5 separate regions of the Mus musculus genome follow, and regions 2, 3, 4 and 5 are each linked to region 1. The links are chromatin loops, found by intact Hi-C in ENCODE. Cell type or tissue: left cerebral cortex. All regions are shown on one strand. Each heading gives the region's core, and the rest is flanking DNA. Links, peaks and the distances in the headings are about the cores only.

What was found. Peaks named below come from ENCODE experiments on the same cell type or tissue, not always from the same donor. Only the 100,000 strongest peaks of a DNase experiment are listed, where the experiment ranks them.
Region 2: it touches region 1 in a loop (3-fold over the local background); 10 of 42 quality-filtered maps call a loop at or near these places.
Region 3: a loop joins it to region 1, with 2.4 times the contacts of the local background. A loop is called at or near these places in 2 of 42 quality-filtered maps.
Region 4: it touches region 1 in a loop (2.4-fold over the local background); 3 of 42 quality-filtered maps call a loop at or near these places.
Region 5: it touches region 1 in a loop (2.2-fold over the local background); 5 of 42 quality-filtered maps call a loop at or near these places.

The regions. Positions count from the first base shown.
Region 1 is chr8:36,011,927-36,018,332 of GRCm38, forward strand. No RefSeq gene overlaps it. Among named protein-coding and RNA genes, the nearest start is that of Gm39163, 51 kb to the right of the region's middle. In left cerebral cortex, for the core only: a CTCF peak has its summit at 3,246; a DNase peak (open chromatin) is centred at 3,158; H3K27ac peaks cover 233 bases.
Region 2 is chr8:36,180,695-36,187,100 of GRCm38, forward strand. No RefSeq gene overlaps it. Among named protein-coding and RNA genes, the nearest start is that of Gm35520, 4.6 kb to the right of the region's middle. In left cerebral cortex, for the core only: a CTCF peak has its summit at 3,691; a DNase peak (open chromatin) is centred at 3,561.
Region 3 is chr8:35,877,522-35,883,927 of GRCm38, forward strand. 5430403N17Rik (RIKEN cDNA 5430403N17 gene) reads right to left here and starts at 5,436. Exons shown (of 3, transcript NR_046181.1): 1 at 5,332-5,436. In left cerebral cortex, for the core only: no CTCF peak of the experiment used is centred there; DNase peaks (open chromatin) are centred at 3,280 and 5,416.
Region 4 is chr8:35,930,576-35,936,981 of GRCm38, forward strand. No RefSeq gene overlaps it. Among named protein-coding and RNA genes, the nearest start is that of 5430403N17Rik, 51 kb to the left of the region's middle. In left cerebral cortex, for the core only: no CTCF peak of the experiment used is centred there; DNase peaks (open chromatin) are centred at 3,132, 3,401, 3,713 and 3,945; H3K27ac peaks cover 1,746 bases.
Region 5 is chr8:35,857,465-35,863,870 of GRCm38, forward strand. No RefSeq gene overlaps it. Among named protein-coding and RNA genes, the nearest start is that of 5430403N17Rik, 22 kb to the right of the region's middle. In left cerebral cortex, for the core only: a CTCF peak has its summit at 2,951 (motif pointing right); DNase peaks (open chromatin) are centred at 2,953, 3,932 and 4,312.

The sequences.
Region 1 (6,406 bases), core at 867-5,866:
TCTTCACAGAAAATTATCTCCTCTGTTTTTCTTTCTCTTTTAGTATTCTACTCTAGGCAAAGTCACCAAACATACCCTCTTCTAGTTTTCAAGGCCTTCACTTGTCATCATGCATGGTTTTGCCCGGTTCTCTGAGGCTTGCTAAAGGTGTTCTCTTAGCCATCATCTGAGTTAGAGACATTTTGTTTTCTTGGCTGCTGCTGCTCTTTCCTTTTCTGGTGCTTCTTGCTTGGTTTACCTGTGTTAGGGTTTTATTTGCCATCCTTTCTGCTTCTAGAATGAAAGTTTTGTTTAGGCATTACTGTTTGGATTTTAAACGGAACAGTTCACTCTATGTTCCAAACTGGCACACTGAAGTGAGCCAGGGACTCTTTACAAGGAGAATTCCTTCTGTGCACCGCAGGTAACATGCTGAAAACGAGGAAGACATAGAGGGGGAAAAAGAATAGATAATAACAAGAATAATAACAAGTCTTCAGATATTCTTGGAGGTCCAAAAATATCTGAAGCCTACCCTGGACTTTATACAGGGTCAGTATGTTCCTCTACTTGGATGAGCCATTTGAATCAGGTTTCAGGCCCTGGATACTAAAGAATTCTGCGTTTTCTTACAAAATGACTGTGTAGGTCTAGATATTCTCCTCCATTGGCAGATCCTTCTGTGTGCTCTGCTCACTGTGTCTGTTGGAGGACCATAAGCATCCCTAAAGGCTTTGTGGGACTCTTGGAAGGCAGTAGGCACTGTAGGAGATCCTAGGCAGAAGAAAGTTACTGGTTCCTGCAAAATGACCTTGAAAGATGTCTTGGGGTCCTGGCCCTTCTGTCCCCGTCCTCTCCCCCTGCTTCTTCTCCCTCCCCTCTTCTCCTCATCCCTACCCTCACACACAACCCCCACCCCCATCTCCTCAAACAGCATTAGAAAAGCAGTTTTGTTTTACATGGGCACCTTGCCCTGGTGCCTGTGGTAGCACAAGTCCAAAATCAATGGAGTCAAAAGACCACAGCCTGAGAGCTCAGTAACCATGAGCCAACATCAATCTGTCCTCTTATTGGCTTGTTTGGTTTTAACTGTTCTGAGCATCAAATCCAGAGCCACAGGCACGCAAAGCAAGGTCTGTTTTAGCTGATAGACATCCCCCAGCCCATTCCTCCCTTCACATGGATCTTGGATAGCTTTGTCACAGCACAGAGCTACTGTAATATCTAAATGGTACTTTTGACTTTAATTTTAGCTAGAAATGTTTTAGAGTTCTTGAACTTCAGTTAAATTTAATTTTTTTATTTTTCTGCTCTTTAATCTTAATTCTATTGTGTGTGTGAGTGGTAAATGTGACCCATCTAATTTGTGATTGCCTGGGAACTTCAGAATTTACTTACTTACTATGTTTAAACAAACAAAAAGAAGAAGACAACTAAAATAATTTGTGTACTTAAAATTATGCACTTATATCTGTACCCTTTTATATTTAAATAATATCCTATGGCTGATAATTATGACCAGTAGATTAAGTGTATTAACTGTGCCTTTTGCATTCTATATACCTATTTCAGTTGGCAATAAATTTGCATATTTTCCTTTGTGCTGTGCCATCTTTATTTACATAGCTCAGGTGACATATTGGCAGCCTGTAGATTCCTGTTAGGATTTCCTAGACTGCTGCATCTTTTCACAATGAAATATGCCTTTTATTTTCTTCTTTCCCCTTGGATTCCATTTTGCCTGACATTAATGCTACACTTGAGGGGTTTTGTTAGCATGCGATTTCTCAATCTTCTTAAGCCTGCTTTGCCATGATTATAACTCTAGTAAGAAGGATGCTGCAGCTCCGGGCTGATGGGACTTTCTCCCGTGTATCAGTATTCATCAGATGAATGGAATCCACTTACTGCCATTACTGCTATGCTTAATTTTTAAAAGTAGAAATGAAATAGAATCCATTGATGGTATAACTCTGCTCAAGAACCGTTCTGGTCTCTTGAAGATTTTTTTTTTCTGTTAGTTCTGTCCATTCCCTTCTTTTGATAGATGCTACACTTTGGGGATCCAGTCTCGAAAACTTTTACTCCCCTGTCTGTCTGCCTATCATTTCAGACAATAGCTCTGTTCTCCAGCCTATCGTGCCTAACATCTGCCAGTTCTTTTAGCACACCTTTTGAATAATTATGGTTTTAATTTCCAAAACCTCCCATCGTCATGCTTTCAAGCTGTTTTATTGGCTCCAGGAGTATGTGGTCTCCTGTTCCCTCTGAAAACAATCTTCATGCTGCCATTTCCCCGGCTGTGCTTCTGTTGTGCCCCTTGCTCTCCCTGGTTTCATCTGCTCCAGTTTGTTGTGAATTAGGGTATGGCTTGCTGACAGACTCTGTGTGACCTGAGTTTTGTGTTCATGTCTGTCTGTGTTTGAGGCTCTCTCTCTTGCCTGATTGGAAGTGCTGTATTTTAACTTGTTCCAGAGATGCAATGAAGAGGCAGGGTGTGTAATGAAGATGCTGGACTGATTAGCAAGGGGTATGCTGAGGGTGGTCCATACACACTCAACTGTGAGGTGCCATTAGGAGCTAAAGTAGCACCCGCAGTGGAGAAGCGGTCACGCCCATTATCTCATGGCGCCCAGTCTCCATCCTGTGTTCCCTGCATCCCTTGGGATCTGAGAATACCCTTGAGGCACACCTGTAAGGGAAAATAGAATAGACTTTTTCTCTCAGCATTTCCGCTGCCTGAATTCTATTTCATTGTTTTCCATTTCATTTTGTTTTTTATCTCATTTTTCAAACCGGGAGGCTCAGAAGAGTCTGCAAGTTCCAGGTTCTTCCCAGAGTCATTAAATTAAGAACCGATCGGGGGGTTTTTGTGACCTAAGTTTCAGAAAGGCCCAGTTTTTTATATATTGCATATATTAAAACATCTACACTTCAAATTTGCTGAACACTGTCCCTTTAAAAAGCAAGAAAACATTTTCCCATTTGAAGTGAGACGTTTCCTGGAATCATCCTGATCACTGCATTGCATTCCACAGGGCTTATAATTAATAGTCAAAGCAGCACCTGCTCCAAATCTTAATTGCTTTTCTCACCATGAAAACTGCTGCTGGAGGAGCTGGTGAATTGATTTGTACTATACAACTCGGCTTGCAAACTTGGCTTTGGAATTCAGAAGGCAGAAAATTGAGCACGGCATTGGAATTTTTCCCAGAGAAATACGTAACCGTTAACTGTCTCAGATACTCCGTGCAGTCAGTACCTGCTGGTGAACCCAGGAAGGTGAGAATTGCTTGTATCTAGCACTATTATCTGCTGTCCAGTCCAGCATGTGTGTTTGGTGATCGTACGTATGATCCCTCGCCCTGAGGGATTAAAAGGGTACCTGTGACTTAACTGAAAACAGTAGAAACATTCTAGAATCCAAGAACCCAACTCAGCAGTCACCACCTACAAGGCCCTGAATGTTCTAATCCCCTGAGGTTCCCTATGTTGACAATTCTAACCCTTTATGTGAGGGCACAAAGGGATCTGACCCTTACAAGATAATGATGTCACCAATAGGACCCATGACCTCATAAGAGGAGGCTGGAGAGCTAGTTCGCTGTTTGCCTCCAGGTGAGGGCATGAGAAGATGACAGAATGGAGCCCTCACCAGAACTGGACCACACTTTCGGCTTCCAGAACTGACAAAATAAAGTTTCTGTTGCATCCGTCTCTGGTACTTCATTGTGCTGGCCCAAGGTGATGCACAGCCCAAAGTTTTCTTGTAGTCATGTCCTCTGTCACTTTAATTTTAGAGAGCTCTTTTTTCTATACTGAGTGGTGTAAGTGGTGTGAGGCTTTGAGCTCACCTGTACCAGGAAGAACTGTGCATGTGGGCCCATCAACTCCCCTTCTTTGGACTTCAGCTTTCTTTGCCTACAAAAGCTGGTGCAGATTCAACCACCAAAAAACGCCGGGCCTGCTCCCACAAGCGGTGGTGGCGGCAGATTCAAGATGCTGTGGATAAAATCTATTTTGGAAAAAATGTTTATAAAAATGCCAAGTTTACATATTGCACTGTATTTTTTAAAATAAATTTTATTACTTAAACACACACACACACACACAGAGGCACACCAATACCAAATAGCATGTATTTGTTTTTGAGGGGAAAAAATGTGAAAGAAAATAGAGTGTAGGAAATTAAGATTTTTTTTCAGTTCTGCTGTGGTTACAGCCTTCAGTACTTAATCAATTGCACTTTAAATGTCCCAGAGGAGGGAAGAAACTTAAGAGAAGCATAAAATGAATTATTTTTTAATGGGCACTTGATTTGTTAGCTCAATTTTTCGTGTAATGAATTTAATCTAAAATGGGACTCAGGGCTATTTCCTGTAACACACTCATTTATTCATGTGGGCGGCCTTTCTCCAGTTCTCGTGGTTCCAGACTACTTCTTACATTTTAAGTCAGGCCTCTCTACATTGCAATGACTGTTGCCCGTGTGGTTTGGTACAAGTTCACCCTTGCTGAGTACAAGGCCCACTGTTCTGTGGCTGGTTCAGCACTCTGTGTTTACTGATTCTAGATTGCGGAAACACGGATCAGGAAACAGCGCGGTTTCCGGCCCAGTGTCTGACTGATCTACATTGCCATCGCATGGCACGCCTCTTCTCCAGGGGGCATGCTTTCAAACATGGCTTCCGTCCAAGTGGCGAACGTACTCCCTTTTCCCTCGGCTCTTAGATGGGGGAGTCACAGAGGCTTGAATAGGGAGCAGACAGCTCACCCAATGCTGGAAAAAAAATAAAAGTGTGAGGGTCATTTGGACTATGCACTTCATTAAATGACCAAATGAAGCCATTAGATTCAAAGAAGACCAGAGAGGGCTGAGAGCTCCTGGGTCATACCGCAGCCCGGGTCTTCCTGTGGGCCTGACATTCCCTCTGAACACGCGGGCCCATGATTAGATGCCCTAAAGGATCTGTCATCATAAAATGAACGCAAGCTCATTAATTCAGTGACAGTCTTCAGGCTCCCAGTTCAGTTCCCCCATGTTAATGAAACCCCCGCACACAAGCTGACAGGAGTGTGGAAATTAGCTGTCATATTTACGGTTTGCCACAACCTTTCCCTCTGAGAGTTTTAACAGAGTGACAGGGATTTCCCAGTAGTCTGCTACTTTTTATTTCTCTGGGTTTATTTGAGATGTCAGTAAAGACAAGATGTAAGGTTTTTAAAAAAAAAATGTGTACTTTAACAAGAGAACAGTTATTTGATGCCCCCAAAATGTCTCCTCTTGAATAAAACGGAGGTCGCGTGCTGCATGGTCTCCTTATTCATAAGCAGGTTAGACCAAAGCTTATGGATTAGGGTGGATGTGGTGCCAAATGCCTGGAATCCCAGAATTTGACATGTGGAAGCAGGAGGATTGCTGTAAATTCAAGGCCAACCTGATGTAACTAGCAAATGGTATGCAGCCAGACCTACATAAAAGCAAGGCTGTGCCTCAAACAAACAAACAAAAAACCAAACCCATAACCAAGCAAACAAAAAACATAACAATTAGAGCAAATACTTGATGCTCAAACATAAACCACCCTCCAAAATTATTAAATATATTCACCATATCATATGGGCATGTATACCACAAATATGGATGCATTTTATATAACCCTCTACATTTTTAGATAACCATGTTATATAAAATTATATGGTTTTCAGACTCAGTTTACTTGCTTCATGTATATTTTAAAAAATAATCTGAGGTGAATAATTTATTTCTATAACAATATAAAGTATGCTTATACCTTTTAAAAAGGTTTATTTTTATTTTTTGAGTGGGTGTGTTTGTGTACGTATACATGCATGCATGCAATATTTTGAAGTACACAATTAATTATTGTCAAACAGTTTTCCCACTCTGCTTGGATGAGCAAACACAACAGTGGTTTCTACCTGTGTATTTGTTTCTCTTAGGCATTTATATTTTTAATAGTGTTGAGCATAATGTGTTAAAGAAGAGGGTCTAAGTCAAGGTGATATTATCCTCCCATAGGCGCTTGGCCTGGAGGCAGATTGGTTGTCAGAGCATAAGAAGGGAGGTGCTGCTGGGGAATGAGAGGCCATCACTATGTGCTCTGCCAGGAAGCACAGTGCAGCCTCCTCGACAAATAACTGAAAAGATCAACTGTGTCACAGTCAGGAACCCTGTGATGGACCCCAGCATGACTGAAAGCACGAGGCTAGAGAAATCCCCGGGCTGACGGTCTCAGTAGACGTCAGTGCTCTTCTGGAGGTCGGACTCTTGCTTGTGAAAGCTGGAAACACACCTCTTCCTAGACTTCTTGATCCGTGGAGAGACGCTTCAGTGACTTGAATGAAGGTGTGTCACCCGGTGGCTCCACAGTGGAAGCTTCTCCCTGCCCTGCCCTGCCCTGCC
Region 2 (6,406 bases), core at 985-5,984, 170 kb after region 1:
TTGTGATAGCAAAAGCCATCTGGTACAAACTGTTTTGAGTAGCTCAGTATGCAGCTGCACCTTCAGAAGTCAAAGCAAGCAGCTATTACTGCATGGCTTTCTCAAGCCACTCACAGAGGCTGATGCTGGCACAAAGGTAGTCTTGGCCAGCAGCTTTGATTGACAGTCTTTTTTATCAAGACATTAAGGGCAGCAAAGGAGAGTTCAACAGCTGATAGGGAGTCAAACTAGCCTATCCCCCATAGTCTTGCTTATTTACAGGAAGTGGGGCATCAGCCATACTTTTTTTGGGGGGGGGGAGGCTTTAAGACAGGGTTTCTCTGTGTAACCCTGGCTGTCCTGGAACTCACTCTGTAGACCATGTTGGCCTCAAACTCAGAAATCCCCCTGTCTCTACCTCCCAAGTGCTGGGATTAAAGGCATGTTCCACCACTGCCCAGTGACATCAGCCAAACTTATATTAAGAACACCAACGTCAATAGTAATTTTAATGGATTTTTAACGGGGCTTTCAAAGTGCTTAAACATGTGTCAATGAAGTATACCTGGATGGAAGATTCTTTCCAAGACAAGGTGCATATTAAATATCCTTACCTTGAGAGAAACTTCAGTGACTACCACAAACAGTCATCAGCGGACCCCATACCCATGTCCTGTGAGACCTAGAGCATCTTGTTAGGATTACTTGACTGCTTTGGTCTTCCTTCTCATTCTTTCTCTTTCTGTAGCCTGGACACGGTTAGCCTATTTTTACTAGGAAACAGCTTCTGGATGCAACAAAGATCTGACGGAAGCAAAATGGATCTTAGAAGACTCTTGTAGAACAAGTAGGAGATGGGCAGAAAACTGAGGCAACTTGCCTATAGAAAAGCCACAAAAGGCTGTCTTAGTTAGGCTTTCTATGGGTATGAAGAGACACCATGACAGTGGCAGCTTTTATAAAGGAAAACATTTCATTGGGGGCTCTGGGATGGTTTGTATATGCTTGACCTGGGGAGAGGCACTTAGAGGGTGTGGCCCTGTTGAAGTAGGTATGGCCTTGTTGGAGTAGGTATGCCACTGTGGGTGTGGGCTTTAACACCCTCATCCTAGCTGCCTGGAAGTCAGTATTCTGCTAGTAGCCTTCAGATGAAGATCTCCTCCACCATGCCTGACTGGATGCTGCCATGTTCCTGCCTCGATGATGATGGACTGAACCTCTGAACCTGTAAGCCAGCCCCAGTTGAATGTTGTTCTGTATAAGAGTTGCCTTGGTCATGCTGTCTGTTCACAGCAGTAAAACCCTAACTAAGACACTGGGTCTGACTTGAGCAAATGAAACCTCAAAGCCCATCCGAAGTGATACACTTCCTCCCATAAGGCCAGACTTCCTAACAGTGGTGCTTCCTGTGAGCCTCGGGGTGCCATTTTCATTCAAAACACCCCAGAGGTGTATAAAGACTTTCTTGGGCAGACCAACATGTTCTCTGTGCATACAGATAGCCAACCAGATCTAACATAGGCGAGACCCAAACTTTTTCATATGCCTAGAACCTGAGCATGGTGAGAATCCCACCTGAGAACCTGTCACAGCGCTGTTCCTCCTCGGTGACAAGCTTAGTTTGAACGAAGAAAGATCTTGCCTGGAAGAAAAGGCAAGGCGTGGCTCTCTCTGTGCTACTCATGGTTGTGGTGGGACTAGGGGAAAGTAGAAGAGATTCTGCGAAATGTTCTAACCACAAGGGTATCAAAAATAGAATGTTTGCTGTATGTGTGACTTGAAAACCACAGGTTGAAATTTGACGCTCTTAGCTGATAGGTTCCTTTGGGTGGTCTCGTTCCCAGGTTACTTGGAGATTGATCAGCCTCTAAATCCAACTTCCCTCCCAGGTAAGAAGGAAGACATAGGCCACTGAGCGGAAGATCCAGCAGAACCATGGCGGTAGCGTGTTGTACAGAGAGGTGGTAGATATTGGAGTTATGCCTAATCCATTTAAAGGGAAAGTACAGTGGTTTGGGAGGATGGCAGCGAAGGGGAGGCTATGAGTGCTGGCTGGATTGATTTAAGGAAGAGCCAAGTGAGAGCCCAGTGTGGTGTTGCATGCCTTTACAGTGAAAGGCAGGCTGACCTCTGTGGGCTTGATCTACACCGGGAGTTCGAGGTCAGCCAGGTCTACAGAGAAAGACAGAGAGAGGGAGAGAGAGAGAGAGAGGGGGAGAGAGAGAGAGAGAGAGGGAGAGAGAGAGAGAGAGACACAGACTCAGTGACTGGATATGTATTCTGTGAAGACAGAGTTGTTGGGAGTATACTGATGGTAACACAGAGAACCATGGAGACATCCCTGTCCCTGAGAAATATGGGGAACAGAGAAAAATCAGTCTAACAGTCTCGATATACTTGAAGGAATCCTGGCACATTGGAGTAGGAGAGGAACCTCTGAGTCCAGGGCTCTGCACATCTTGATTGATGGACAAAGCCTGCCCTTCCCATGATGCTTCCCTAGCTTAGCCCCACCTCCATACAAGAGTGAGGTCCTGCAGCCTCAGGGACACCTCTGGAGAACTTGGTTCTAGTTAAAGACAGCTAACTATCTTATATTGAGCGTGGAATGCCACTTCAGTCCTGGTCAGATAATTTCTTCTGTTAAACGAGAACATTTAGACCTGTACATGTTAGGTGATATTTAGAGCTTCTTCATCTTCAAATATCTGGAAGCTAAATTGCAAATTAAAAATACAGCCTTGGTCACTTAAATGATTTTGTACCAGAGTTTGAAGCTAGGGCATTACACATGCCAAGTAAATATTCTACCACCGATCTATACCTCCAAACCCATGTTAATCTTTTATTTTGAGGCAGTCTTGTTTGATATGAGTTCACTCTGTAGCCCAGGCAGGCCTTGACCTTGTGATCCTTCCTGCCTCTTGATCTCAAGATGTGTGATGACAGTTCTGTGGCACCAGGTCCAGGTAGAACGTTTTGAAAAGAAAATAGCTTTTGAGTTGTAACATTGTTAGGAAAAATGTTTAAAGTGGGGGGGGGGAGAGGAGGAAAGGGGAAGAGGGAGGGGGAAATGAGGAAGAGGGGGAGAGGGAGGGAGGGAGGGAGAGAGAGAGAAATATGGGGAGGAGGGAGGAAAGGGGAAGAGGGGGAGAGGGAGGGGGAAATGGGGAAGAAGGGGAGAGGGAGGGAGAGAAGAGAGAAGGGAGGGAGGGAGAAAGAGAGAGAGGGGGAGGGAGGAGAGAGGGGGGAGGGAGGGAGAGGGGGAGAGGGAGGGGGAGAGAGAGAGAGAGAGAGAGAGAGAGGCGCGGGTGGTGAGGTGTGTTCACTGTTTAGCCTTGACTGTCCTGTAACTCACTAGTAGACCAGACTGGCTTTGAACTAGGAGATCCACCTGCCTCTGCCTCCTGCCCACATGCTGGAATTAAATATGGGTGCCTCCATGCCCTGCCTTTGCCTGGACTTTTAAATATCTTAATCTCCATCACACACGGGATACACCACATTTCCTTTTCAACCCTGGCAGCAGTCTTTCTCACACTCCCTCGCATACTTGAGTCACCTGTGGGGGTTACAGAGCAGCTCTGACTCAGCAGACCAGGGCAGGGCTGGAGAGTCTCTGGCCCCACCAGGCAGAGTACGCATGCACCAGTCTGCGCCCACGCTCCTGCAGCCTGCTCGCTCTGCAGTGTCAGTAGACCTCTGGTGGCCACATTCGAAATGTGCATTGTTACACTCGATTTTTTTTTCTTTTTTCTTCTGAAAATATTAAATGCTATGTCTCCCCAAAGCCAGCAACTCTACCAGTCTTGTTATTGGCAAAGCAAACAGGGTTTGTTGATTTGAACTCTAACTACCACAGTATTGAAACAGCCAATGTAACATTAGTTTGGACTCTTGATTTAGGTTTTGGTGTCACTCCAGAGAGGCCACATAGCCAGTTAGTGATCATCAAAGAAGGGGCACGCTTAGTCTACATAAATATTAAAGTGAATGTACTTTCTATAAAAGAATACAGGAAAGCAGTCCAGTAGAAGGCTTTATGTGGAGTAATGAATGACTTAAAAGGGCCTTCTTTATTAGTATTGAAAAAGAAAACCTCAGTCTTTTAATTTGACTCACCTTCTCCTGCCAGGGGTTGCCTTAAGTTGTATTTCTTATTAGGTGTTCTCTAATTTAGCCCTTCTATGAAGCAGACTAACCTGCTCTTTAATTAGAAAAATCGAGAGCAGTTTTATAGTAATTTTAAATTTCTGGGTTTTTTTTTTTTTTGGCTAATTTCCATCTATGCTACTGAAACAGAAAACAGAAACGCTGTCCACAGTTCAGATGAGATGTGTCTATCAGCATCCGAGAGACTCCGTTTTAAGAAACACTGCATTTTTTTCCTGTTTTTCTTCTAGCTGCAAACATTTTTTTTTTAATTTCGAATGTCAATAGACATATTTCCTGGTCCTGCCATGTACTTAGATAAATGTTCCAGAAGCCAACTCAGTTTTTTTTTTCCCAAATAACCAGAAAATGACTATCACTCTAGAGTGGGAACATCTGGCCCAAGAATGTTCACGATCTCTTAGCCCCAGGGCAATCCAACTGAAAACTTGTAAATTAACATCAATCTTAACTTGACTTTGATGGAAACTTCTCGTTTTATGCTTGAGCCGACTCAGCAGAACACAGTCCCCTGCAGATGCCGGGCATCAGTGCATTTGCTCATAGAAACTTCCTTGAGTGGAGAAATGTCCAGTGCTCTTGCGTAGGGCACATCAAGTGAGATCCCAGGGTGCTTTGCGATTTTTGCTGACTTTTCATAATCTTAGTAAAGTGTGTTGCTAAGGTTTCAAAGACGGGTGCTAAAATGAGTTTTCTTTTTTAAATTAATTTATTGATTTGTTTATTTACATTCCACACACTGCCCTTCTCCCAGCCCCCCAGAGTCCCTCCCTCTATCCCACCTCCCCTTTGCCTCTGAGATGGTGCCCCCCCCCATATCTCCCTACTCTGATGCATCAAATCCCTGCAGGATTAGGCACATCCTCTCCCATGAGGCCAGACAAGGCAGCCCTCTGCTACGTATGTGCCTGGGGCTTTGGTCCAGCCAGCCCTTGTATGCTCTTTGGTGGATGGCTCAGTTAGAAGTTTTATATGCTTATTTAAAACTCCTTTTCAGCCTTATAAAATAACCTGGCACTTATGAGAACTGTCTGTACAGTCCAATTCAAATGTTTCTGGTTGGAATTACAGTAGGAAAGGTTTTTCTTAGCACAGGTTTAATGAGATACATAATAAATGGTTAGGTATAGCTATTTCTACATCCATAGAGTCTATAAAGTCACACATGCCTTTATATGAATCTGTGAATCAGGGATCTGCCTGTGGTCGGTGGATTTAACCAGACTTTACCTGGGAAGAAACCCTGAAGCCACTAGTTTATCCACACTAAGCCTTTCATTGTATAGCAAAATGTCTGCAGGACGGGCTACTGTGCCTACAGGCAGGGTTTGCTTAATGTTTGACTTTTTCATTACAATGTGATATAAGGAAGAACGGAGCCTCAATAGACGCCTTTCCAAATAAAGAGCTCTTTATAGTTAGTTAGACTGCACTTTAAATTTCAACTTAAGGCTGAAGATAAAAGTTGGATCTAGAATGTTTGTCCCGTGGTCGCTAAAGCCCTCTGCTTGACACCCTCCATTGGAAACAAAAGAGTTCTCTCTCTGATAATTCTAATCCCCCCTCCATTCATGTCTTTCATCTTGGGGAGTTCCATTGCGTGAAGGAGCCAACATAAAGGTAATTATCCAAGTGAATGTTCAAGACAGAGTTGAAAGTCGAAGCGCCCCTTGCCACGTCTTAGCCACGTCTTAGCGACACAGCAGAGATTCAGTATTAAAATAAAGACGTAGCTCACTACCAAAAGCATGCACTTCAGACAGAAATCTGAATACTCAGGCTTTCTCATATGTGTGATAGCACCCTAACAACACACATACACACACACACACACACACACAGTATGACAAGACACAGAAAACATTTGACATTTCTAAACATTTTGGAATCCATGAATTCAGACATTAATAAGGCCAGAGACATAAACCAGGCCCCTCTGAGACTGGGGTGGGGGAGATCTCTTCTTTCAGAAAGGAGTGGCTCACACCAGTCTGGGATTCTTACACCCCAAATATTAAACCTTGCACTTTGGTTTGTTATAGTTACTGATGTCTTTAAAAAAAATCAGAAATATATTTAATATACACCTTGCACCTAATGTGGGTTCTAGTAAATTCTCCCATGGCCTGGAATCACTTTCATCAGATTGCGGGTCCTCCTACTTGGAGCTCAGCAGTTTTCCCACGGTAGAGGGATGGGAGATGTGACTGTGGATTCTAGAATCGTCTCTGGGACGTAGCCCAGGTGCATACTC
Region 3 (6,406 bases), core at 742-5,741, 130 kb before region 1:
CCTTGCTCCCATGGCTCTTGATTTTTATTTTATTTTGTTTTTAATTTCAAAGGTAGGACCTATTCATTATACAAAACTTAAGAATGCACACAAGGATTTTACGGAGGAATTCACACCCTAATAACTTAAAATTAAGAGATAAAAAGCATTTTGGAGAATTTTAGCATTTACTTGTAATTGAATATCCTGCTTTCCCCTCTCAGCAGTCATTTGGAGGGCATTTTTCCAAGGACACTGCAACATCTGCAGAATCAGGTCCTTTTTTTAAAGGAAAGCAGCTGACTCACATTTGGCAGCATGGGTAATCTGTAAACTCTTTGAACATTTCCTAATCCCAGGAATTATGGATTTTTCCCATCCTATTATGTACAAGAAAAGCTTCAATGGTTGCAATTGTGTGCCTATTGTGCATGTGTGTGACTGCATGAGATTCTAGAAGGGCAGTCATCGGAGCAGGGCTGCTAAATTCATTCTCTGTGTGCGTCTATAACCTAGCGGGCACAGCACCACACTAGGAGGGCTATCAATGAGCAGTGGGTGGGTATCTTTGTGTGAGTTTTCAGTATCACACATGTATAGCTTTGTGGTGTCTCTGTGTTTGTGTGTGTAGCGCCTGTGTGCGTGTCTCTGTGTGTTTGTGTAGGGTATCTCTGTGTTTGTGTATGGTATCTACTTATTTGTGTTGTCTGTGTTATGTTTGTATTGTTTGTGTGTTCCTGTGTGAAGTATCTTTATGCTTATGTATAGCATCTTTGTGTGTGGTGTCTGTGTTTGTGTGTGTGGTGTCTGTGTTTGTGTGTGTGGTGTCTGTGTTTGTGTGCATGGTATCATATGGAGGTGCAAATGTGAAGAAGGCACTAGCCTCGGGTCCCTTGAAATTGGATAGTCCCCCAGTCAAATATATGCATAAAAGAATATTGTATAATTGGGGAAGACATTTGAAGCCAACCTCAGCTTACATACTCATGCACATATGTGCACATACACATGAATATGCACATACAAATGTACACACAAGAAGAGGCAGCCATTTACACATGGAGAACTCCGTATAAAGACTAGGTTCATGCTGACTTGAACTAAATAACTTCTGGAGTCCTCTGGGTAACAGGCCTGGTTAAGGCCCTTCTATAACACCTCCAGAGGAAGCAGGACTCTGTCAAGACCTTGACCCCAGACCCCAGGCCTCTAGAATTATGAGAGAATAAATTTCTGTGGTTTTGACCAGCCAGATTTTGCTGTTTTGTTACAGAAGTTTGATGATCGCTATACATTCACCTTCTCCCAGGAGCTCAGAAAGTTTGTAGATCCTTGAAGGGTTCTATTCTCTTGGTGCATCTTCTTTTTGTCACAGCTGTTTTATAGATAGGGAAAGCAGGTCCCAGATAGATTAAATAATTTATTGGAAAATAATTCTTTATGAAGTTATGTGGAAGGGCAAATAAATGCTAACTCTGGCAATTGGTGGGATGGTTTATATATGCTTGGCCCAGAGAGTAGCACTATTTGGAGGTGTAGCCTTGTTGGAATAGGTGTGTCACTGTGGGTGTGGGTTTTAAGACCCCCATCCTAGCTGCCTGAAAGCCAATATTCTGCTAGCAGCCTTCAGATGAAGATGTAGAACTCTCAGTTCTGCCTGCACCATGCCTACCTGGATGTTGCCATGTTCCCACCTTGATGATAATGGACTGAACCTCTGAACCTGTAAGCCAGCCTCGATTAAATGTTGTCCTTTATAAGAGTTGCATTGGTCATGGTGTCTGTTTACAGCAGTAAAACCCTAACTAAGACAATTGGTAAATTGACTATCATAGCTAATGGTCTGGAAGCCTTCGGGTTCTAGAGGCAGAATGGCCATATCTGAGGAGCTGCTTATAGGCTGTTGAATGATACACAATGCTGTCTTCCACTATAATATTGAAATTGACAATTTAAAAAAATTATTTATTTACTTTACATCTCTAGCAAAACTTCCTCTCTTCTCTCCTTCCAGTCTTTCCTCTCCCCCCCGCCCCCTCCGTGCCCTCTCCTCCTCCTCAGAAAAGGTGAGGCCTCCCATGGATATTGACCCTCCTCAGAATATCAAGTTGCAGTAGGACCGGGCAAATCTATCATGGCCATTAGGGGAAAGGGACACAAAAGCAGTAAACAGAGTCAGAGACAGCCCCTGCTCCTGACATTAGGCGTGTCACAGGAAGACCAGACCGAGATACACAAATGTTACATCTGTGCCCAAGGGCCTAGGTCTCTCCCATGCATGCTCTTGATTGGAGGTTCATTATCTGTGGGCTCCTATGGGCCCTTCTTAGTTGACTCTGTCAGTTTTCTTTAGTGTAATTGACCCCTCTGGCTTCCTCCATCTTTCCTTCCACTCTTCCATAGGATTCCTCAAGTTCCACCCAGTGTTTGGCTGTGGGTCTCTGCATCTGTTTCCATTAGCTGCTGGGTAAAGCTTCCTGACTGCAAGTATAGAAGAATATCATTAATGGTGTCGTGAGTGGACTCTCATGGGATGGCTCTCAAGCTGGGCCAATCTATGGTTGGCCATGTTTTCAATTTCTGCTTTATCTTTACTCTTGGATACCTTATAACCAGTACAAATTGTGGGTAGAAGATTTTTGTGGCTGGGTTAGTGTCCCAGATCCTCCATTGGAAGTCTTTCCTGTATTACAGGAGGTGGCTGTTTCAGGCTCCATATCCCCCACTGCTAGGAGTCTTAGCTAGGGTCACTCTTGTAGATTTCTGGGAGTTTCCATTGTCTTAGGTTTCTAGCTCATCCCAGGGATTCCTCCAACACCCTCCCCCCATTCCTCCTCTCTCTCTCCTCCCTACACGTAATCCTTCCTGTTTCCCTCCCCACCCAGTCCCCTCCATCCATCCATCCATCCCATGTTGAAATTAACCTTATTAAAACCTACTGACAAGAGAATGGTGAGGATACTAACCTACGTCTTTTATTTTCATGACATGAAATGCCAAAGTATGCTTTGAAAAACACTGTGTTCATAAGTTCTTATGTAAATGTCTAGACTGTAATGCCAAAGGTAAGCTTCCAAGACTCCACAAACAAGATGCAGGGTACGAAGGACAGACATGCCACCGGAGATCTGGCTTTGCTGTGTTGAAGGATTCAGGCTTAGGGAAGATGTCTTGGTAGCTCTGGATCTCATCTAAGTGATGACAAGATACACTTCGTGCCAAGATTCTACCGGAAGCATGTAAGAAGAGCATCACAAAGTGGCATTGACAAATCGGGCCGTCACGTAGGAAGAGGCAGCTCAGAATTCTAAGTCAGTGTGACACCTGAGTGTGCCCACTGCTATGCTCACATTCAAGTGGAGAAAGGGCTGGGTGGTGGGTGGCTCAGAAGAGTGGGATTTCTCGCTTTGGGAAGAGGACTGTCATAGTTACTGCCCTATTGCTGTGAAGAGACACCATGACGAAGGCAACTCTTAGAAAAGGAATCATTCAATTAGGGACTAGCTTACAGTTTCAGAGGTGTAGTCCTGTTATCATCATGGCAGCACACATGATGCTGGAGTAGTAGGCTGAGTGCTACATCCTGATCCATAGGCAGAGAGAGAGAGAGAGAGAGAGAGAGAGAGAGAGAGAGAGAGAGAGAACCACACCTTCTAATTCTCAAATAATACCACTGGTGATAACAGTACAAATACATGAGCTTATATTGGGGGGGGGGTGCTATTCTCATTCAAAGTACCAGAAAGACTGTGGAGAAGTCCCCTCCATGTTGCACATATTTTATTATTTGAAGACAGAACCCATTGGGGCTCTGTTATAGAGCTCTGTAACCTTCATCTTTCCTTTCTGGAGATGGTACCCTTTTTGAGAAAGCAAATATGAAGGGCTAAGACAGAAGGATATGAGGAAAGGGAGTTAGGGAACCTCAAAAAAGTGTAGATACTAAGCCCTTGATCCTTGCATTCATCAACCAAATCAACCAAATCAAAATTCCTGAGTGGATGGAGTCCTTGCCTAGCATGTGTGTGGTTCCAGGGTTTATTTCTCATTGCCCAAACTATTTACAACATTTCACACCTCTCTGTATTTTTCAATACCACACTACTGTTTGCTTCCAGCTGATGGCTTTCTCGGGTCTCCTTCATATCCAGGTTCTACTTATGAGTCTGGATGGAGAAGGAAGACATTGGTTTTGTCTACATATTGTGGGGGTGGGGAGAGAGGGAAGTTTCACTTGAGTATCATTTGGGGAGGAGGTGATATCAGATGTAGTGGCATTGCCTCATGGAACTTTCTCCACCTCACTGGAACCAGCACGGTGTGAATGGCCACCCATTAAAAGCTAGAGGAGGGACTGACCCCAGAGTGGAACTGTAAGGGAATCAGACCAGCACTGCCACACCCTCTCCTATTCCCCCAGGAAGATGTGGGAGGAAAAACCTGAACACAAAGGGTTGTGTGCACATCTGGGAGTTGGAAGGATGCTGGCTAGAGGCGGGGTGGAAGGAAGGTGAGGCAGCTGTGACTCACTCTGAAAGAATGGGGGTGTTGGAGCTTATACATTGTCAAGGACTAGAAAACGAACTCAGATGACCTTAGATTTAGCTAATGGGAACATTGATTTCCTTTATGAAATTCAGCCAAATACATTTAACTTCTACTTCAACATTGCCAGCAAGTATTTTTCAGTTCTTATCGTAAAGTCCGTTTTTCTTCCCCACTGGGTCACTGTTTGATTTCATACCCTAGGACATATTTTACATACCAAAGCAGACCTGGTGTCCATGTTCTCCCAGCATCCCTCAGTCCCTACATGGCATGCCCTGCTCCCAACCCGGAACTTTTCAGCCCAGTGACTGGGCTGCCCTTCTGTCAGAGGCTCTTCCCTATGTAATCCAGACATTTTGGTCTCTCCTTTCTCTCCTTCTCTTTCTCTGAGTTTTCTCTTCCCCCTCTGCTCTCTTTCCCTTTCCATGGTGACTTTTATGGCCTCAGTCATTGGGGCCAGTGAACACACCTGACAGCAGCTTTGCAATAAACCTGTGTTTGTGTATATATATATATATACACACACACACATCTAAATCTGACTTTAATTGGCTAATTTCACCAAAGGAGAAATAGCATGTCACTCGCCTTTGGAGTTTTTTAGCTGCCCCTTTAAAAAAACTTCATCCAGTGATAATGTCTTAATTCAACAAGGTACCCAGCTGTTAATTATACTGCTCATAAACATGTCTTCCTTTCCTTTTCAGAGAAATGAAGGGAAAATGATGACCATCCTCCTTCTAGAGTCAGCCTTATAGCACAGCTGTGTGCATTCCCCCTCGGGCCACCTGCCCCCAGGCTTACCTGTCCACCCAGCATTCAGCGAAGCCCAGTGTTACCATTGTCAGCAGCAGAAAGTTGGAAGAACTAACTCAGTTAACAACACAAAGGGAAAGCAGATTCTTTGTTAGCTCTCCTGGCTGTGTTGCATCATAATTACAGTTTTATGCAGCCTCCGAATTCTTTTTATTCCCCTTAGGCGACGACGGCGTGGAAAGCAAACGTTTCTTTCTTTTTTCTTTTCTTTTTTTTTTTTTTTTAATGTTTCAGTGTTAATACGTGTACAGACCCTGTGAGCTGACAATTATTAGCAAATAAAGAATAGTTTATTATCTAACCTAGTTATTGTGGTCATATTTCATATCACAACAGGACAGTTTCACTGTCCTTCTTCCAAGGAGGCTGTAGGGGAAAAAAAAAACCCACATCTCGGTAGTTTGAGAGATGGGATGCAGTGAGCGTCCCTGGCTGCCTGCCATTTCCCTTCTCCTGCTCCCATCCACCCCCCACCCTAATGAATATTCAGCCTGCATCCTTCCACCGGGAGCCTGAATTGGATGCTTCCTGTTTTTCTTACCAAAGATTGACTGTTGTCCTGGGGGAAAGGGATTGTTTATGAGGATTTGCAGCTGGGAAGTCCTGTTTGTTTATTTATTTATTTATTTTAAAATTATGATCCTGACCCTGGAGACAACATATATTTCATAGTTTCCAGTAGTGCCTTGTGTGTTTGGACAGGTTGGTTACTGCTGTCTGCGCCTCCTTTTGTCATGGTGAGCAATTCAAAGGCAGGCAATGGCACTTATTAATTCCTTTCTTTAGGGTGCCTACCACAATGCTCAGATCAAAACAGAAGCTAAGTCAAATTTGTTAGATGAATAGGCATTCCTAAATCTTCTAGAAAGAGGCAATCTTAATCATCCAGCCATAAGGCTAAGAAAAGGGGAAGGTGAGATAATACTCGTGTGTGTGTGTGTGTGTGTGTGTGTGTGTGTGTGTGTGTGTGTGTGTCTGTGTGTCTCTGTGTGTGTGTGTGTGTCTGTGTGTGTGTGTGTCTCTGTGTGTGTGTGTGTGTCTGTGTGTGTGTGTTCTTTTCTTT
Region 4 (6,406 bases), core at 660-5,659, 82 kb before region 1:
CTTGTTGGGATGTCTCAGATGACACCTAATAGGGAAGACTGCCCTTGGGACTGAAACTTGGAACCACCCACAAATTTAATTATTCTCTCTCAAATGTACGAGGAGCTTTTCTCCTCTGCATGCTTCTGGCATGATATAGAGTTCTTTCTGGCTCCTGAGATCTGTATCCATCAGTGTCTGGTGACCTCTGATGCTACAGTGGGCTCTGTGGGTGGTTCTACCTGCCACCTATGACTCCACTTTGAACACCTTTTCTAGTTTCATTTCTGTTGCTGGGATGAAATACCTAGACAAAAGCAACTTAGGGGAGAAGAAGGTTTCTTTTGACTTACAACTCCAAATGGTAGTCCATCATTGGGGAAATAGAGGCAGGAGCTTGAGCGGCTAGTCATACGACATCCATAGTCAAGAGCAAAAAGAGAATACACCCACTCATGCTGGCTTGTTTACTCTTTGCTAGCTTTCTCTTTTCTTATATTGTTCAGAACCCCCTGTCTGGAGAATGGTGCCACCCACAGTGGTCTGCATCCTCATATGTCAATAAGCTATCAAGACAGCCTCAGACATACCCACAATCAAGGCTGGTCTAGGTAATTCCTCATTAAGAATCTCCTCCCAGCCGGGCGTGGTGGGGCACGCCTTTAATCCCAGCACTTGGAAGGCAGAGGCAGGTGAATTTCTGAGTTCGAGGCCAGCCTGGTCTACAGAATGAGTTCCAGGACAGCCAAGGCTACACAGAGAAACCCTGTCTTGAAAAAACAAGACAAAACAAAACAAAACAAAACAACAAAAAACAAAACAACAAAAAACAAAAAACAAAAAAACAAACCTCCTCCTAGGAGATTGTGTCAAGCTGACATTAAAACTAACTAGAACAAGACTTTACAACTAATTTCATTTTAAAATAGTCTAACAGGGCTCGTCATTATCTTCCTTTTCCATCCTTTTATATTTTCATCTGTTTCAGGGAATTCTTAAAGGCTGATCATTCCCTTTCTTTCAACCGACATTTTCAACCAGTTGGGAAGTCATATAATATACGCGAAGATCCTGTTCTTCTTATCCCAACACCACTCTCCTATTTGCCCTTATCATCTCCCCTTTGAACTATTGCTGCTTACATTATACTGTATGCCAGGCTCTATCCTGGGAACTTAGGATATAAATAGTGACAAGATACACAGAAACCTCTGTCTTAAGTTTAATTCCAAGTGGATGGGAAAAGCCAATAATGAAAACATAACTAATACCTGAATTACACACACACACACACACACACACACACACACACACACACACACACACACAATCTCCATGTTACTGTGACCAAAATAACTAACAAAACTTTGAGTGGGAAAAGCACCATTTTAAGAGTGTCAATTTTTAAGCCAAGAAAAGGCTACTGAGTCAAATAGTATACACAATAGTGACCAGGAAGCAGAGAATAGGGTTTAGGCAAGATTTAGCTAAGGGTATGGCCCCAGTGACCTGCTTCCTTCAGCTAAATGTTGTCTCCTAATTTCCCTACCTTCCAATAGTGCCATCTTATTATAAATCCATCTAAACAGTTATTGGTCCTCTAAGTCAGAGTCCTCAGGATCCAATCATCTCTGGAAACACCCTCACAGACACAACCAGAGGTGGATTTCCCTCATCTCCTAGGCATGTATCAATTTGATCAGGTTGATGGTCATGGACAATTATCGATCTCAAATCATGGATGTTGGCAGAGACTATGATTTCGAACATGAGGGCTAGAATATACCTCTCGTTGAGAAGATAACACTCACAGAGGCACAGACACTTAGAACCGACCCCATGTCTTAGGAGGTTGAGGTGTGACAATCACCAATTCCAAGTTGCTGGTTTGCAGGTGCATTCAAGAAACATCAAGGAGAGAGAGAGAGAGAGAGAGAGAGAGAGAGAGAGAGAGAGAGAGAGAGAGAGAGAGAAGTTTCTGACGAGATAGCTTGACCCTGTCACCTGTCACTCTTTGCTTACAGCTCTCACACCAGGATCAGCTCCCTATCCCTACCCACTTTAGCCACAGTCCATTCATTTGGTACAGGAAGTCTTTCTTTCTACGATGTAGCCTATCTAGCTATCTTTCCATTGGCCTACGGGTGCTGCCCAGCAACCTACTGGATAATGGTTGTGCATCTTTGATAACGCTGGTTTAGTATTTATCTGTCTTTCTTGGACCATGCCCTGTTTCTTCTGACACCCCTTTCTCTGCTGATTGGCTCAGTGTCTAGTCTACCTTCGGTCTCTTCTCGAAGGTGAAGTAAATGTCTTCTATGCATGCCCAACTTCTCCCTCAGACGCTAGTCTAACCATCTTCAGACCATGCCCACCTGTGTCAACCTCTTCCTCCCACTTCAGGATTATCATGATAGTAAGATAATCAGTGTTGGTTGCTCCCATTGAAAAACCTAGGCTGTGTCTGCATAAATCTAAATTAAGTCCGGTGCCGGGTCCTCAGGTCTCCCCACTATAGCAATTAATATTGGAAAGTCAAATGAGGTTGGTGAGACTGGTAGCTACAGACCCTCTCAGTCTTTCTTCAGGTTTTCTGTAGATCTTCAGGTAATCCAGGCCCCATGCACACCTGCCGCCTCATGTTCTCTGAGGATTCTCATCTGTTTCACAGCCTTTTCTCTCCAGAACATAAGAAAACAGGAGCCCAAACTGGCCACAATGGTGCAAATCTGTAATCCCGGCATTGGGAGGCCTAGACAGGAGAACTGGCTTGTGCTTGTGGCCAGCCAGCAATACAGTATGACCTTGTCAAAGCACACCAGCATTTCATTAGGGGGATGCAGTTGACTGCCCTGTGCCAGGAGGTGACCAACGGACGAATGTCCTCGTGGTTAATGTAATGCCAGGTTTCCTTAGAGGACAAAGACTGATAGAAACAGATGGGGCCATTTTGTAAGCTTTCTATTCAAAGAAAATCAGAGAGAGAGAAGAGGCAGGGGGCTGAGAGGCGTATGCTAACAGAATGGAGCAGGTGTAAGAATTATGAAATAGCCTCTCAGAAGTAGAATTGCCCCCACAATGGAATAAAGCACCCCCCCATGCTGCATTACATTATCTGCTTAGCTGTCACATCAGGGGATCTGGGACCACAGCCAGGTGTAGCCAGGCACAGCCTGGGCAGCTGAACCATGCCAAGATAATTTGCTGAAAGACAATGGCATCCCAGCCAGCCAGTCCTGTGCCTGTGCTTAGGAGAGCCACAGTACTGTGCTACATCAGATTCAGCTTGGCAACCTCACGTTCTTCTGAGGGGCAAAGGGTGGGGGAGAGCCAGGGGAGAGGAGCTGCCAGGCGCAGTGGGCTGGGCTTTAAAACATCTCAAACGCCCGTGCCTTTCTATGTCTTTGGTAAATTTCCTTTCATTAGTGTTGTTAAACCTCAGACAGCCTGGAATCGTCTCCTTTCCAACTCAGCCATCTGTTCCCCTCTTGTCGACGATTGTGACCACACATTAAATAAGAAAAAGGCTTACTGTCAGAAAAAGGGTTTTCTTTAAAAAAAATACAATGGGGGAGAAAATACATGGAAATGAGCTTTTCAGAGGTGATCAATAGCAAGAGGTGGGGCTTTCTGAAGCAGGACCCAGGAACGTGCATTGGGAATTTCTTAGTGAATAGATAGAATAGTAAGCTTTTTGGCCAGCGTATTACGACACAGTAAATATGTATGGTTAAACTTCTTTTCTATACAAGGGACGGGGCTGGATGCTGCGCTGTTGTCTAAATATGAGGTGTCCCCCCAATTGCATTGTGGGTTGAACATTTGGTCTCAGTGCAAAGCTTAGAGATGGAGCTTTGGAGATGTGTTTGGACCATGGGGTTCCTGTCTTAATCAGTCCACTGATGGACTCACAGTTTGATCCCATTATTGGGAGGTGGTAGAAGCTAGGAATTGGAGGATAACAGTCACTGGAAGAATTCCACTGAAGGATCGATCTTATGCCCGCCCACACTGTTCTTCACTCTCTGCTTCCTGCTGGCTATAGAATAAGATTTGCTGTACCGTGTTCCCAGGGTGATGTTCTAGCTCCTAGCAGCAGTGGATCTAGCCACGGGCTGACACCTCCAAACCCTGGGCTAAAATGAGCCTTCCCTTCCTTCTTTGTTAGGAATAATCCTTAAATTTGTTAAAAGGTTCAGATTTTCTTTTATTTTTATGTGTATGCATGTGCTTGTTTGAGTTCTTATTGACCAAGCGTGTGCAAGTATATGGGGAGGGCACTGGATCCCCTAGGACTGGAGTCACAGGCAGTTGTAAATTGTCATGCGGGTGCTGGGAACTCTACCTCAGTCCTTTGCAAGAGCAGTTAGCACTCTTAAGTACCGAGACACCTCCTCAGCCCATGTTTCCAATAATTCTTTATAGTATGAAAAACATAACCAAAGAATTAAAAAATATTTAAGAATAGTGACTAGAGTCAGAGAAAGAAAATTATGAATCTACAGAGACAATAACTCATAAAATGGAAGGCATGGGACCACTGTAGCCTGGGAGTTCCAGAATCATTGTGAAAAAAAGGTCAATTTGAGGACTGGGGGATGAAAGGAGGGAAAGCCACATTAATAAGATCACAATGACCCACTGAGTGCAAACAACTGCCAAGTTCTTTCACATCCAGCTGGATCCCTTCCATGGTCTGGGCATCCTTCACCCCACAAACCAATTCAGTAAATCAATCTGCACATTTCACCTCAGCATAGAACTCACATTAGCTTTCTTTAACTTCTTTCTTCTTATAACGAAAGAGAATTTTTGTACAATTGCAACCATTAGCTGCATCTTGGACCAAGACTCTTAAGACCAGCCATTGTCTTCATGTGTCCCAGGTTCTAGTTGTCCTCTGTCTATCGTCTAGCTGGGTAACATTTTCCCTGTAGGAGGGCGTCCAGCTCTGAGCCTGGAATTCCAGATCTGAGAGATCCTGTGACCATGGTCTATCATTTTATGAGCACTCTTCTAATTATTAATGCAGCCTAATATTGCTTTAGTGCCCATGATGCACTGCAATAAGTAGCTAACTTGTGATATAACAACATAGTGAAGATGAGGATGATAATGATAATGATGAATCTCCACTTAAACTTCCCACTGAAACAACTGCCCATTGCCTGACTGCCCGTCACGGACTGGGGTGGGGACTCAGATGGGGAGGCAACGGCATTCTGATTAAGGAGAAGTAAAGGCACTCTTGATAGAGAGACTTTGAATTAGGTAGGGCTGTTCATCGACTGGGTGAAAACTGAATATCAAATGTATTTTGACAGAAGAGTGAGTTTAAGCAGTTTTGTGTGTGTGTGTGTGTGTGTGTGTGTGTGTGTGTGTGTATGTGTGTGTGTGTGATGGATTGAGAGCTGAACAGAACACAGAAACAGAGCCATGCACATTAAATATATGCTAAAGAATTCTGCTCTAGTAAATGGAACAAATATGAACTATCCAATATGTGGTGTTATTGAATTTGATTATCCATTTGGCGTTGTTTGAATCTGGGATTTGATGCCACCTATCTACCACTGTGTATCAAAATAGGTCTGGAATATACAATTATAAAGCAACTTGAGAATTCTCCTTTTAAAAGACCTAAGATCCAAAAGACAGAGCAAGATTCAGTAGTGTGTGCGTGTGCTTTTAATGAGTTCAGTTTTATTTTTTTCTGAGAAGAGCAGAGAGGAGGTGTTTGAGAACTCTGAAATGTGATTGAATAAACAAATGGCTGAATAACTAGATGCCAAAGGGCCAGTACTCGAAAAGATTTAGCTTTTGGGCTCCATGTGGGTGAGTAAGGACCAATGAAGAGGCCTTGAGAGGACCAGCCATAGGAGCCTCCATCCTGTGGACATGTGACAAGGGAAATTATTTTGGTTCCATGTACTGTCTAGTTCAGTGGTTCTCAACCTGTGGGTCATAACCTCTTTGTGTCAATTTGTAACAATGGAAACCGATCCTGAATGTCAGATATTTACATTACTATTCACAATAGTAGCAAAATTACAGTTATGAAGTAGCAATGGAAGTAAGTTTATGGTTGGGGGGTCACCACGGCATGAGGAACTGCACTCAAGGGTCACAGCGTTAGGAAGGTAGAGAGCCACTGCTCTAGTTCCTTATTTTTCTGTCTAGTTCTCAGCTATGACAATATAGATGCAAGTCACCTGAGAAGCAGTCCGAAGAGGACATGCAAGGGAAGAGGGAAGAAGGCACAAAGCAGAGCCACAGGTGGAACAGGAAACAAGTTCATAATGCACGTGTATGAAAATATCACGTTGAAATCTGTTATTTTGTATAATCGATGCATGCTGATCTAAAACTGATCCTAATTCCAAACAGAGGCAAATGGTGAAGAGGCTTATCAACGAACGGGGACAAG
Region 5 (6,406 bases), core at 856-5,855, 150 kb before region 1:
TCAACAAACAAGAATATTACCATCATTATTTGGGATCAAGGGACATACAAAATGCCTGGCAGAGAGTAGACCAGGTAACATGGAGAGGATGAGCCTGCGCCTGCTAACTCATGGCCCAGATTTCCCAACCAAGCTTAAGGAATGGAAAAGGGCTGAAGCTCCTATAAGCTGGAGCTCTGCAGTGTGGTTCCTGCCTGGTCTTTCTGGCTCTATCTCCTGAACTGAAGCAGTACTTCATTACTTTGAATGCCCAGATAGCTTTGTGTGACTTGACTTTCTTTGTTTGTTTGCTGTTTGGTATCCACCCATGCTGGCTAATTTTATTTCAACTCGACACAGTCAAGAGTCCTCTGAGAATGGAGGGAACCCCAGTTGAGGAAATGCTGTATGATCACGCTGCACCTCATTTTCTTAATTAGTTAGTGTGGGGGAGGGGAGGGCCCATTCCATTGTGGGTAAGATCATCACTAGGCTGGATGTCCTGGGTTTTATAAAAAAGCAGGCTGAGAAACCCATAGAGAGAAAGCTAATAAGCAGCACCCTTCCATGGCCTCTGCATTCAGGTTCCTGCCCTGCTTGACGGCCTTCTCCGACTTCCTTTTGTGATAGACCATGAGAGTTCAAGTGTAAGACAGATAAACCCTTTGCCCTACAACTTGCTTTTGGTCACAGTGTGTGTCATCACAGCAATAGCAACCGGAAGGCAGAAGTTGGGATCAGCATAGTGGGATAATGTGAGACACCTGGCCATGTTGCTTAGGGGGGGATTGTGGAAGGATTTTTGAAACTTTGGGCTAGAGAAGCCCAGAGTATTGAGATCTCCGTGGGATGTTCTATAGGATCTTGGAAGATAAGAGTGTTGAAAGCAGTGCAGATGATGGAGGCCTGGCTTGTGACGTTTCAGAGGGAAGCAAAGATTCTACCAGGCCTTATGTGTTAAGAATCTGTGGTTCTGGTCAGATGAAGCTGAAGAATTCTCTGTGATTAACAAAAGACCAAAACCACTAAAGACAAACCTTTACTTTGCTGGGACAGTGGATGCTGGTAGGCTGGGGCCAAAGAATCAGCCATGATTAGGAAGAGGCCAGCATCGTTGAGGTGAAATCTGGGAAGTGTGTCCTTAGAGTCATCACATGCCAGCTGTATTCAGAGGCAGCCAAGGTTCTGCCTTGTACTGACAGCCAAGTTTGGGCATGGATGAGAGTCACCCCGGTGGTACTGGGTAGTCATGAGGGGGCCACAGAGAACAGGTGAGGCTTGCTTGGCACTGAGTCCAGGAGAGGCCATTGGTGAAAGTGCAGCCTCAGTGGCAGGCGAAAGCCTAGGAATGAAGAGACCATGAAGAAAAGTTGAAGCGTTGCAACATTAAGAAAGTCCAGGAGAGGCTGTTGGTTGCAGTAGAAGACCCCAGCATTTTGGAGATGCCAGTATCATGGGATGACCACCAAGAAGAGCAGCCATGGGTCCTGGCCAAGCTTACAAGATAAGCCATGTGTGCTACAGAGGGCAGAGCTGAAGAAGTGACCCAAGGCCCTGGGAGAAGCCCAGGATGTTGTGAGTGAATCCCAGATACTGCACATTGAATTATTTATACTGTTGGAGTACGGCTTAGCTTTGCTTAGATTGTGACTGTGTGCTATTTTTTCCCTCTTGAAGTAAGAAAGTATTTAGCTTATTTTATAGGAGTCCACAGTTAAGAGACTGTTCTTAGACAAGATTTTAGATTTAAAAGTGACCTTGGGGAGCTGGAGAGATGGCTCAGTGGTTAAGAGCACTGACTGCTCTTCCAGAGGTCCAGAGTTCAATTCCCAGCAACCACATGGTGGTTTACAATCACCTGTACTGGGATCTGATGCCTTCTTCTGATGTGTCTGAAGACAGCTACAATGTACTCATATAAATAAAAGTTTTATATATATATATATGTGTGTGTGTGTGTGTGTGTGTGTGTGTGTGTGTATGTATAAAGGAGACATTGAATTTTACAGAGATAGCTCTTAAAGTGTTTGAATTGGTAAAGACTGTGAAAATTTAAGTTTGTAACATGTTTTATGTTCGTGATGTTTATCTATCTGAGATCTTGGGGATGAACCACAAAATGGAAGGGTTGTGTCTTAAAAGCATTGTGTGTCAATTGACAAAGGGCCAATTGTGTTGCCTAATTTTATGTCAACTTGACACAGATGAGCGTCACCTGAGAGGAGGAAACCCCAGTTGGAAAAAACGCCTCCATCAGATCAGCCTGTAGAGCAAGTTCTTAATGACTGATGTGGAAGGACCCAGTCCATTGTGGGTGGTACCTTCCCTAGGCAGGCGGTCCTGAGTTCTATGAGAAAGCAGGCTGAGCAAGCCCTGGGGAGAGAGCCAGTAAGCAGTCCCCCTTCATGTCCGCTCCATCAGCTCCTGCCTCCGTGTTCCAGCCCTACCTGACTTCCTGACTTCCTCTAGTGATGCGGAAGTGTAAGCCAAATTAACCCGTTCCTGCCCAGGTTGCTTTTAGTCGTGTTGTTCCATCGTTGCATTAGTGACCCTAACTGAGACACCACCTAAACACACCTTGCATCAACAGTAACTGGGTTATAGATGGCTCTAGAACATGTGACAGGAAAGCGGGAGTGAGGCGTTGCTCAGCATTACCCGGTGGATGCCTGTGCAGTTCTGTTACTGGCTTTAGGTGAAAGGTATTATCGCTTACATCTCAGGACCCAAGCTGTTTGTGGCCACCGGGCAATAGAGGGTTTGTGAGGTTTCGTGGAGAGTCCGACCGGGCTAGATGCTTAACCTTAGACTCCGGGTCCGCTCAGCTTCCCTGGTATCCTTTTGGGCTTTCTGACCTGTCTTCATCACTATCATCAAGTAAGTTTCGGTTGCCTTCTTCAACCTACTACTTCCTGTAAGGCCCACAAGGGCTTTTTATGAAATTCCTTGGTGGTGTTATTCTTTCATCTGCCAGCAGGTGTCAGCACATCTCAGGGAGTAAAATACCCTGTACCTGGCTGGGTACCTGTTCTTTTGTTAACTAAATTTGGGTGGAAAGAGGTGGGAAATCGTGAAGAAAATTATCACAGCACCAGCATCAGAGTGCCCGGGCTGCTGTTAAGAGGCAGCTTCGTCTCCTCAAATCCTTTCAGAGCTTGAGATATGTATACCAGGGACAACTGTCATTTTGGCTGCTGAAATAATTCATACTCAGGACCATAGGTTATTTACATGTAAAAATGAGGATGGCTGTATAAGTACCTCACAGAAGGAAGTGTGAGGAAGCAGACTTACAAAAGTCAGCCATGTACCTCAAAGCACAGAGCGGTAGGTGCTTTGCTGGGGCGACAGGTCACTTAATAATTAGCATTTTGATTGACTGCCATGAATGGAGCTGGTCAGTTAGGGTCCAAGAAGATACATAGAGGAAACCCTTGCTAGGTTATAGGAAGTCCTCCCACCCCCACCCCCACCCCCTGCCCCTGCCCCAGGTTCCTCTGAGAAAAGACTCCTTTGGAGCGTCCTGGGACAATCTTTACTGGGGTGACCCAAAATACAGACAGAAGCTGGAGAACCAGCAGAAGTTTGTAATGGTTTGTTCCCTACAATATATGTCTTGCTTTGGAGAGAGAGGAAGGAGGGGAGAGAAGGAGTAGGAGGAAGATGAGAAGGGATGGAAGGGGATGAAGAGAGGAAAGGGGAAGGAGAGGAGAGAGCTCTTTCAAAGGTGTCTGTTGGGGTTAGGGCAGTGGGATGTAATTTCCAGTAGAGGCAGGGGATCTGAAAGCCTCAGGTCTGTTCTGCCCCGCCCCCTCTTCAAGGATAGAGCTTGCTCACTGTTCTCTTCTACTGTTCTTGCTAGTGGGGGCATCGCTCCAGTCTCTGCCTCATGCCTGTTGGATCTTCCGCTGCCTCCTTCTTTTAAGGACAATGTGACAACATCCAGGGCATACCCAGGTAATCCAGTATAGTATGACCTTCATTTCCCAAGATCCTTTGCATAATGATCCCAACAAAGATGTTCTCGCACAGGTTTCACAGAATAGGACAGGGTGACTTTGGCAACTGTTGTTCAGCTCCAACAATGGGAACTGGAGGTTTTGATTTATTGCTAGACCTGGAACCAAAGGACAAGGAGGGAAATCACCTGAGAGATTCTGCCAGCATCTCTCCTTCTCTGCCAAACGGGGCATGTTCAGAGCCTTGCAAGAATCTTTTCAGCTCAGCAAGCATGGGATGGGAGAAGCATTGGAGATACGAAAGCCACTGCCATGGAACATGAAGCCTTCCAAAGAGGTGCACAAGATCTGCAAAACTGGAGAAGCATTTATGGCAGAGAACTGCAGTTACGGCAAAGATCCCTTGCAACTGCTTCATTCTGCCATGAGCAGAAAGCAGCTGCAGACAGCATGCGTGCCATGCCGTGGCTGTGGCTCCTCTCCAGCACAATTTCCCTGCATCACTTGCTAAGAAGGGTTTAAACCCATGCTGGCACCTCGGGGGGCAGGGGGGTGGGGGGGGAACAAACATCCCCCAAACTCTGAAAGAGCTATTATTTCCAATAAGTGCATCAAAAATGAATGTGCTATGGAACACAGATAAAAGGAAGCCTTGAACCATTGGGGCTGGGATCTAGTTACACTTATTTGTGTAGGAATGCTTTATCTACACATATGTGCAGAAGAGGCTGTCAGATGTCCCGGGACTGGAGTTATGGATGGCTGTGAGCAACTGTGTGGGTGTTGGGAATCAAACCCAGGTCCTCCACAAAAACAGTGCATGCTCTTAACCGCAGAGCCATCTCTCTAGCTCCTAATGATGGATTCCCTTGGAGAAGCAGATGTCAAGATGGAACTCTGTGTGTGCTAGAAAGACTGGAGGAAACGGTGCAGGAGAAAATGCTCTGATGTAGCTGTGACGCGGTAAAAGGTGAGGAGGAGGCAGTGTTGGAAGGCAGCTCTCAGTCTGCACAGCGGCACTAAGTCTCAGCCCGGCTGTCAGGAAGCCTCCGAGCAGTTGCCATCACAGGATCCCCACACGGAGCAGGAGTAGCCCGGCTTCCACATCCCTACCTGTTCAGTTGCTCACTGGGATCCCACCAGGGGAAAGATGACTCTGAATGAAAACCCCAGTGGGTCAAAGGTGTGGCAGGTGTTGACTACCCACCAGCCCTACTTCTTGTATTGGATTCCAGCATTTCCCAGTGATTCACATGAAGTGGGAATTTCTGGTTTCATGGGAGACCCAGTTGTGTCATGGGGTGTTTCTCTGGAGACAGACAGGTGTTTTTCAAGAAGCTGACTGGTGAAGCGAATGCTTGAGAGGGTACCCGATTTTGGAAGGAGTAGAGATATAACCCAACAGACAGTGGCTGATGCTCTGACATTGCTGGTCTTTGTTGGGCTTCACCTTTCTGCTCTGTACTGACAATGCTGTGGCATTGGTTCACCTCACTTTCTTCACTGATCTTTGTTTGTTGTGACTTCGCAGAGAAAGATGTACCAAAGGTGGTGGTCTGGTTGCTTCTAGCTGCGTCCATGGACTTGGGCCCATTGGCAGAGTCTTGCCGTTTCTTCTGGACTGAGCAGCCATTGTTGGTTTCTGAGTGGTGATTGCCATGTGGACTGGACTGCAGCTGCTCGCTGCTGGTTCAAGTTGGTCTTTTGCTAGTGGACTGGACAACTGACAATTGCTGTGCTTTATAAAAAGAAAAAGAAAAGAAGGATATGTTTGGTTGGGGGCGCAATGTGGTGTAGGGGAAGGGGGTGCCTCTGCAGACCCGTGCTGAGGCATTCCTACCCCCTGAGGGACCAGCCACAGGACAATATAGAATAGAACTTATTCAGGGAGAGGAGTTGAGAGAAAGGCAGAGACAGACAGAGAGACAGACAGACACAGAGACAGAACCACATGGAGAGAGGGGGAAGGGAATGGAGAGAGAAGGTGAGAAACAAGAGCAAGAGCCAGCACAAGAGAGCGAGGAGGGGACAAGCAGTCCCTTTTATGAGTCAGGCACATCTGGCTGTTGCCAGGTAACTGTGGGGCGGAGCCTAGATGAAATGCCAACAACAATGAAGATAGAAATGGCTCCAAAGAATTATTTCTAAACAGGTCCACAATCCCTGTTTCCAATTCACCTCTCTCTTCCACTACCTCTGGTGGGTGGTGGGTTTAAAAGGGAGATTAAAGAATTTGAGAACCCTTACTAAAGTAGGTTTTGAAAAACATAAGCCTACATGCACATTCTTTCTAATAGGGTTCACCTAATTATCTGATCACTTATTCAAAAATGTATCAAAGGGCTGGACATAGGCCATTCAGTAAAGTGGCTGCTGTGTAGGGGTGAGACCCTGCATTCAGACCTCCAGCAATCATGTAAAAGCGGGCATTGGCTACAGTGCATTTGTAACCCCAGAACCAGGGGGAA